2 separate regions of the Homo sapiens genome follow, and region 1 is linked to region 2. A link is a loop called in an ENCODE intact Hi-C map of the cell type or tissue named here. Cell type or tissue: Panc1. All regions are shown on one strand. Links, peaks and the distances in the headings refer to the core of each region. The heading gives the core; the rest is flanking DNA. Region 1 has its middle 12 kb from the start of RNVU1-3. Region 2 has its middle 8.5 kb from the start of RNVU1-1.

Evidence for each region. A loop is a pair of places that touch in the nucleus more often than their neighbours do. Peaks named below come from ENCODE experiments on the same cell type or tissue, not always from the same donor. Only the 100,000 strongest peaks of a DNase experiment are listed, where the experiment ranks them.
Region 1: it touches region 2 in a loop (11-fold over the local background); 2 of 110 quality-filtered maps call a loop at or near these places.

What each region holds. Positions count from the first base shown.
Region 1 is chr1:148,412,809-148,417,201 of GRCh38, reverse strand. It overlaps the pseudogene PDE4DIPP6. Among named protein-coding and RNA genes, the nearest start is that of RNVU1-3, 12 kb to the right of the region's middle. In Panc1, for the core only: no CTCF peak of the experiment used is centred there; no DNase peak of the experiment used is centred there.
Region 2 is chr1:148,351,864-148,356,256 of GRCh38, reverse strand. It overlaps the pseudogene TRQ-CTG9-1. Among named protein-coding and RNA genes, the nearest start is that of RNVU1-1, 8.5 kb to the left of the region's middle. RefSeq lists enhancers at 1,112-1,921, 1,922-2,732 and a silencer at 2,501-2,600. In Panc1, for the core only: no CTCF peak of the experiment used is centred there; a DNase peak (open chromatin) is centred at 2,566; H3K4me3 peaks cover 269 bases; H3K27ac peaks cover 442 bases.

The DNA of each region.
Region 1 (4,393 bases), core at 227-4,226, 61 kb before region 2:
TTTGTATTTTCAGTAGAGACAGGGCTTCACCATGTTGGCCAGGCTGCTCTCAAACTCCTGACTGCAAATGATCCACCCACCTTGGCTTCCCAAAGTACTGGGATTGCAGTAAGTGAGCCAATGCACCCAGCCATGACTTCAAATCTTAAGGCCAATTTACCAAGCCTTACAGCCTCTTAAGTAAAACATGAACATAAGGGCATGAAATAATGACTTCCTGTGTGTTTGGGAAGATACTAAGAATGGTAGGACTGATGGCCCTCCTGTGTCAGGAGTTTCAATAATCCCAAAATATTTCAAAGATTTAAACATTTATCTGTATACAGCTGTGTAAAACTGTATATAGAGGAGAAAGATCCAAATGATATATGCCCAAAAGCTAGTAGGTGGTGTTTTAAAGGGAAAACCAACACATAGTGTTTGTCACGGTACTGTTGCAGTAGGTTTTTAAGAATTATCATCATATGATCGTCACCACCATCCAAAGAGGTAGTTCCTACTCTATTACCATTACAGATGAGAAAACTGAGGGACAGTGATGATAAGTTAGATTTGAACCCAGGAAATTTGGCCCTAGGGTATATGCTCTTTAATCACTGCACAATAATACCTTTATATTAGGGTCTTAGGTAATATCTTTCTTCTTCTCTAGCTTGAGAAATTTTTTTCCTACAATTATAATGAGTGAAGGGTTTTTTTTTTTAAACTAGTTTTTCCACACACCAAAGCTCATCTTTTCACTTCTTTAATAAGTGGGCTTTTGGCTTTACTTTTCTATGACAGTAAGTTAGACAGCAACTTTTAGCCACCCCCCACACAATGATGTATTTTAAAATAATTGTAGAAATTGGAAAACAAACTCAATTTCTATGTTAACCAGAATCCTCTTCTAATATCCCTGTTCCTCTCATGCCCTTGTTCCCACGTTTCCTTGTCATTACAGCTTCCCTTCCCTGACTATTAGTAACATGTTTGGGATTTTACAGTGGATTTAAAAATGTGAGAGCTAACTGTGGAGAGGAAGGGGCCAGCCCCTAACCTGGCCTGGCCTTCTATTGAGAATGGCAGTCTGTTCCACTTGGCCTTGTTCTCATTTTGGCCATATGTCTCATAGCTCTGATCCTGGATGTCCACCTGCAGTTGCTTGCTGTCTGTAAAGTTGATACTCAGAGAGAGACAGAAAGGGTGTTACAAAGTCTCTGATTTTTCTGGAAATACCCTCAATCTAACCAGAGCATGAGGAATGGCTTATCTGAACTTATGTGGGAAGAGAATCTTGATCCAGGTATCATAAAGATTTTTCTCCGTGTCTGCTATTGAAGTTTGCATCTCCACATATCTGTGACTCAGTTGAGAATAGGTAGTTTTAAGTTCCTTCAAGGCAGATAGGGTATACTATTACTTCTTTCATCCCTGATGCTGTTGGCACAGTGCTTTGCAAATGGGCGCTCTTAAAAAAGTTTAAATCGAATCCTGAGATGTTTTAACCAACAGTGATGTTACATGTTTGTAGAATCTGATATTCATTGCTGAGAGGGGAAAGACAGTTTCAGGCCTAAACCAAGGTTTTAGTCTCTATTCCTCACTACACTCGCCCTGCAAACTTTACACCTTTGTGCCTCAGTTTTTCTGTCCTTGGCAAATTGAGAGTAAAAGGCCCACTTCTACCTTTCTGGGAGTGTAGTTAGCATAAAATTAATTTTGATAGAGAATAAAGTCCGCAGTGTTTCATTTCACAGAGGAAAGATGGGCAATCATTTATCACTTTGGTGACCATGCCCCTTTGGGACCTACTATATTTCTGCAGGTGATTGGTCAGGGAGTAGGCAGTAGCTTTGGATGTCAGGAATTTCTCTGTGAGGTCTTGGAAGTTCTGTTTGCACTTTTCCAGTTCAGAGCGCAAGTACTGATTGGTTTCCAGGATGCTGATTTCTGCCCTTGGACCAAAACAAGTGGTGGCAGATACTGCCATGCTGTAGCTTGTTGAGGAAGTAGAATCAGAACCCAGACAAATAATAAATTAAAAACAAATGCATGGATTATGGTAATGGTTGCACTACTTGGGTAAATTACTAAAAATTATTCAACTGTACAATTATAATGGGTAAATTTTATAGTTTGTAAATTATACCTCAATAAAGTTTCTTTACATTAAACAAAGGATTTAAATGAGTCAAAAGAAAGCAGATCTGATTCATAACTTACTTTTGGGATAAATTTCATCAGCATCCCGCAACTCTGAGAATCCTTAGCCACAAAAACAAGACAAAGGTACCTAAGCTTAGACTCTAAGGTACTGTCTGTGGTTCAGGCTCTGATAGGAATGCCAGAGGTAAGACCCAGTGCCAGGTAATGGTCTGGAGTCACAATCAGAATTAGAAGGTGGGGGTGTCATGGAATGTTAGGATCTCTGCCTTCCAGGTGTCTAGGCCATGTGGAAACACAGGTCTCTTCTGAAGGTCACCACCAATGGAGACCACTGCCTCAACAAGTCAATCTCAGTATTTGTATACCCTTGTGACAATACCACAGGCCTATCTCTTTCTAAAATTCAACCATATTTTCATTGTTTATTATTGCAAATGCATAGAAAACATCAAGGAATACATATTTCCCCAAGTTCTATCACTGTCTTAATTACTATCATGAAGTCATTTTCTTCCTAATGAAAAATTTAACACTTTTAGATAGTCTTGGCATTCTTCTTTGGTTCTCCAGATTTTCACATCATTTATATTATAAGAAAAAAATCCTGAATATTCCTCTCAGTGTGTGAATAATTGATTTATATCGATTTAGAGGCCAGGTGCAGTGGTTCACACATGTAATCCCACCACTTTGGGAGACCAGGGTTGTTGGATCACTTGAGCTCAGGAGTTTGAGACCAACCTGGGCAGCACGACGAAACCCTGCCTCTACAAAAAAATTTAAAAAATTAGCCAGGCATAGGGCTAGGCACGGTGGCTCATGCCTGTAATTCCAGCACTTTGGGAGGCTGAGGCAGGCAGATCATGAGATCAGGAGATCGAGACCATCCTGGCTAACACGGTGAAACCTCGTCTCTACTAAAAATACAAAAAATTAGCCAGGTGTGGTGGCAGGTGCCTGTAGTCTCAGCTACTTGGGAGGCTGAGGCAGGATAATGGTGTGAACCCAGGAGGTGGAGCTTGCAGTGAGACATGATTGCTCACTGCAAGCTTGGGTCCAGGTGTGTTTTGCTGTAGTGAACCAAGATCATGCCACGGCACTCCATTCTGGATGACAAAGTGAGACCCTGTCTCAAAAAATAAAAACAAAATAAATAATAAAAGGATTTTGATCAATATCTTAATATACTTCTTGCTGCAAACCAATGTTATACTGACATCTTTTCCCCCACTGGGGAAGCATGTTAGTTTTTTGTTTTTTTGCTTTTTTTTAATAGAAAGGGTCTAGCTCTGCTGCTCAACCTGGAGTGCAATGGCATGATCACAGCTCACTGCAGCCTCAAACTCCGAGGCTTAAGTGATCCTCCTGCCTCAGCCTCCTGAATAGCTGGGACTGTAGGCACATGTCATCACACTCAGCTATTGTGTGCGTGTGTGTGTGTTTTTGTGTGTGTGTGTTTGTGTAGATGGGGTCTCACTATGTTGCCCAGGTGGGTCTCAAACTCCTGGGCCCAAGTTATTCTCACACTTTGGCCTCCCAAAGTATTGGAATTACAGGCATAAGCCACCACACCTGGCCCATGCTGGCTTTTCACTTAACTTGAGGACAAGCTTGATATTCATAACTCCTAACCCCACTCTCCTCTTCTATGTGTGGTTTGCTTAGTGTTATAATCTCTGTATACATATTTTGTGCTTGTCACTTATGATTTTCATTCTAACTCCACATGCTTTCTTTCCAATTTGTCACAATTGCTGAAATAATTTATGTATATCTCTTTAAATACATGTAGTTGCCACCTAATTTGGAATGACTTATAAACTGTTACTATTTTATGTGTTTGAAGCAGTTTTTATGGAACACTAATGATTTGCATTGGCCTGAGGATATATTCTCAGACAAAGCATGGTAAAAATCAAGTTAATGAGTCTGGTGGTTGGCGGTGATCAACAGTTTTCCTGTGCAATGGGGTTTAGTGGGATAGAAACTGAGGTTTTAAAGACAGGCATAGATAGGCAGAAGAGAAGTCATCCCCTGATGTAACTCTTCACTTCCTATGTATCAATTCCTCCCTGGTTTTTTGAGACTGAGATAGGGAGACTCTTATGGAATATCTGTCCTTTCCCTTCAGCTGCCTGACTTTCCTGGGCTACTGGCCTACACATGTGTAATCATGGTCACCTCCACATTCATGACAAACAGAAGGAAGCAGGACCAACAAACTGCATACCCTACATGCTAACCT
Region 2 (4,393 bases), core at 196-4,195:
TAGAGAAGTGAGATATGATGAAAGGAGTATGATCTAATGGTAATAAACTGGGGGAAATGTAGCCAGGCCTGTGTGCTCAGACTCTGTGTCGCTGTGTCTTCAGACACAGCAATGCATCTTTCCTCTGGGTACAGAGAGAGCACCTCTCACATGAGAGCCTTATGATCTGCTTTGGGGAAGAAGGGCAGGGGGAGGGTGACAGTGACCTTCCTGCTTTTGTTGTTTTCTCAAATTCCTTTAGCATAAAATATTCAATACCCCAAGGTGTTATATTTTGGAGTAGTGTGTCCTGAACCTCACCATATACATGCTACAAAACTCAGAATCTTTGAAGAGTGATACTTATGACTATAAAATATTTAAATTCAAAATACAAATGATGGCTGGGCATGGAGGCCAGCACGTAATCCCAGCAATTTGGGAGGCCCAGGCAGGCAGATCACTTGAGTCCAGGAGTTCGAGACCAGCCTGGCCAACATGGCAAAACCCCTGTCTCTACAAAATTAGCTAGGCACCGTGTTGTACACCTGTGGTCCCAGCTACTTGAGGAGGACGGGCTGAGGATCAATTTAAACAATATCATATGTAAAAACAATTTTTTTTCCTTTAAGTTTAGTCAAGTGAAGCAGTGGGAGTGGAGAAGGAACAAAGAAATCTGTAGCTAGTTGTGATAATTGGTTGTAAACAGGAAGGATTTTTGATGCACTGTACAGTTACCAGTTACATATGCTCTAAAGCTGGTGGTGAACAGCAACAACAGCAGTGTTCTGGTCCCCCCTACACTTTTTTCTAGGGATAACAATTTTGTTTTCTTCCTTCCTTCCTTCTTCCTTCCTTCCTTTTTTCCTTCTTTCTTTTCTTTTCTTTTTTTTTTTGCGACGGAGTCTTGTTCTGTCGCCAGGCTGGAGTGCAGTGGCGCCATCTCAGCTTCAGCTCACTGCAACCTCCGCCTCCCAGGTTCAAACGATTGCCTTGTCTCAGCCTCCCGAGTAGCTGGGATTACAGGCACGCGCCAAGACGCCCGGCTAATTTTTGTATTTTAGTAGAGACGGGGTTTCACCATGTTGGCCAAGATGATCATCTCCCGACCTCGTGATCCGACTGCCTCGGCCTCCCAAAATGCGGGATTACAGGTGTGAGGGATAACAATTTTCAATGCATGCAGTCAACCTCTACATATTGTTGCTCTTTGACTGCCCAGTTTTCCATCCTAGGCCCTGCAGTCCAGCCTGCAAGGGGAAATGGAATTTGTGTGTTTTCCTTCCTATCAGTCCACTCCAAGGAGCCAACAAGGCACCTCTCTCCCGTCTCCCACCCCACACCTCCGCACGCCCTCCAAACTGAGCCCCTCAAAGACTGCGGTGTTTTTCAGTCCTTCGTAACCGCTGAAAATTTTCATATTTGCAAAATATGAAAATCAGAGCGATGGTCCTGAGCGTCTGGCGGGACATCTTAGCTTGCTCTCAAGACCCACCATAAGCCGCATCCAAAGTGTTCCGCCAAGCAGAAGAAAAGATTTTTCATCTGTCGCGTCCTAAGGCATCTTCTCCTTGGGGCAAGGTACTGGCAGGAAGAGGGGGAGCCCCCACCGTCCCGCACTCATCCCTCCGAGCTGCTCAGGCTCCTCTTACCCGTGGTGCTGCGGGAGACCGGCCCGGCGACCGAAGGTCAGAACCCGCGCTCCCGGCCCGGGCGCTTGAAGAGGCCGCCGCGCGGATTTCTCTTTACGGTTGAAATTTTGGGACGAAAGAATGAGATTTCCTGGAGTCGGGTTCCAAAGCTTAGTGAAACAGCGACTTTTAGGTCCCGCAATAGAGACGTAGGAGCTAGAAATTAGGCATGGAAATCTGAATATGAAGAACAGAGTAAATTAACATTCGGAAGAGGATGGGCCATCCGAATAAAACAGTGTTACTTCTAAGTTAGGTCTCAAACCATCTACCCTAAACTGAGACATAATCACCAATGACTGAGCTAACCCCATCAAAATTTCTCACGTCACCGTTTACTTACCAAAAAGACAATGGATGCGATTACGAGATTTCCCGAGTGAAAGGAATCTCGGGGTCTAGCACTGAGGGGCCGCAGCCCTTTTAGTGTAGGAAACCTATCACCCCGAGGCCCAGGGTCGCCCTGAGAGGGGATGGGGACTTGTTCGGTTGCTGGGACGCTGGCTGCGGGGTCCGGGCCTCCGATTGCAGGGGGCCGGGAGGCTCGCCCAGGACTGGGACCAGGATTGGTGACTCCGATGGGATGTTTGGGCAATTTCCCTGTGGAGCAGGCCACTGCAAGAAGCCGGTTTCTGGGACCCAGACCACTGAGGAGGAAAAGGGAGAGGAGGAGGGACATCGTAGGGGACGCATTGCGAGGCCGGAGCAGGAGGGACACGGGAGAGGAGGAGGGACATTGCAGGGGACGCATTGCGAGGCCGGAGCAGGAGGGACTAGGGGATTTGCAGCAGCAGAGCTTCCTTCCCCGGGACCCAAACCTTCCTTTCTCTTCTTTAACCCAGGACTTGGTACGAAGGGCAAATGTAAACCACATCCCTTTCACTCTGTCTTTGAGGGTGGAGTTTGCTTCCCAAAGTGGCTTCTGGCTCCAGAGTAAAAGGCCAGCAGACACCAAGGTACCACCGAGATTTGAACTCGGATCGCTTGATTCAGAGTCCAGGGTGCTCACCATTAACCCATGGAACCAGCTGTTGAGAATACTCTCAGTTATGAGCATTTGACAAGTGAATTCTCAGCCTCCATAGTCACCAGAATTTCCTTTTCAGGTATTTTTTTCTCTTTGTCACACAGGACTTGAGTACCTTTAATCTACAATAGGAGGAGTCGCCCCAGACTTACCTCTCTCTGCCCTTCTCTTTAGGTTTCTATCTCAGAGAATGAGATTAAGCACCTTTCAGGATTAGGAACAGAGAAGAGCTATATTTAGGCCTCCACTAAAGCCAACAGTTCTGCCTGGGTTGCCAGAGTTTCCTGCTCTGAAATAAACATTCTGCCGAGACCCTCTACCCGCTGGGGTTTCTTTCTTTTTCTTTGCAAATTTCCTTTTCCCTTTATCCATGGGGCACTGATAACCATTTCTGGAACAAGATTTGGGATATGCTGGAATTTCTGCTCTTCTTATTCTGCCTTCTTCTCCTCCTCTTTCTCCTCCTCCTCTCCTTCTGTTTCCAGTCCCCTCTCTCTCCTGCTCCCTGTCTTCCTCACACTACCCCCACACCCATTTTCCCCAGCTCCCTCCAGCTTTCTATACTTCCTGCCTCCTCCTCCTTCTCTGCTCCTTTTTGGCTACCGTTCCTCTTCCTTCTCTAGGCTCCCACCCTACCCACCACCAGCCTCCCACACGCAGCCTACACTAACAGAAGAATGGCTACCACGAGCTGAGAGGAAGTTGAGGAATATGTTTCTAGTCAGGACACTTTGGGGGATCTTTGCTGGGGATTGTGAGTGCGGTGACACCAACCGAGATGATGAATATCAGCCAGTCCTTGAGGCCTGGGGAGGACCAGCAGATCCAAGGCCACCCCATACCTGGGGTGACCCAGAAGAGTCATGTTCACATTCCAAAAGGCTAAATCTGATTGCGAAAGTCCAAGGAAATTGAAAGCAGTAGGAGCCATCGTCTTTGCAAGTCCAGTTCCAAGTGGAAGGATCATGGTGCTTCCTTCCAGTCACCACAAGGTCAGCACACAGGCATTTGCATTGCCTAGGACTCAACTGGTACCCTGGATCCCTGGCTAGGGCCTGTCCAGAGAAAAGCTAGGCGTGGGGCCCATTTCCACCTAGGCAGAGGTTCCTGGGGAAGTTAGGTGCTCACCAAGAGATTGCCCCTTACCATCCTCCTGAGGGTGTGTGGAGCCTCAGCGCTGCTACCTCTTGGACTCCACCCTCCGGATGCCACCACCTCCCACTGTCCAAGCCTTCCAGTGAAGTCTCCAAGGCTCTGATTTTTGAATCATCCTGATTTGGTGCGTCAAGAGCTGCCTCCCACAAAGTGAGCAGATGTGGAGAGCTGCCAGATCTAAAAGGTAAAATCGCAAGGCATTGCCAGCTAGATAGGGACAGAGTTCCCTCTCTATTTGATGATTTGGATTCAAAGGGTAGATGTCATGGCCCCTAAACATCACAGCATGACCAGGGCATGCCACCCACGACCTGCAGTGCCCTTGCACCTGGTTAGGTGTAAATTATTTTACTGAAGCAGACAAGTGTTCTCTTCTGGACTTTTTCCTTCCTTAGTGGCTAGATCTCTCTCTCCCTCTCTCTCTCTCTCCCCCTGAGTCCCCCCATTCTCTACCCACCTTTATTTTCTCTATTTCCACCCTGTTGCCCCTCTTCCACCTGCTTTCTCCTGTTCAGCTTTCATGGTTCACCCCTTCCTTGCC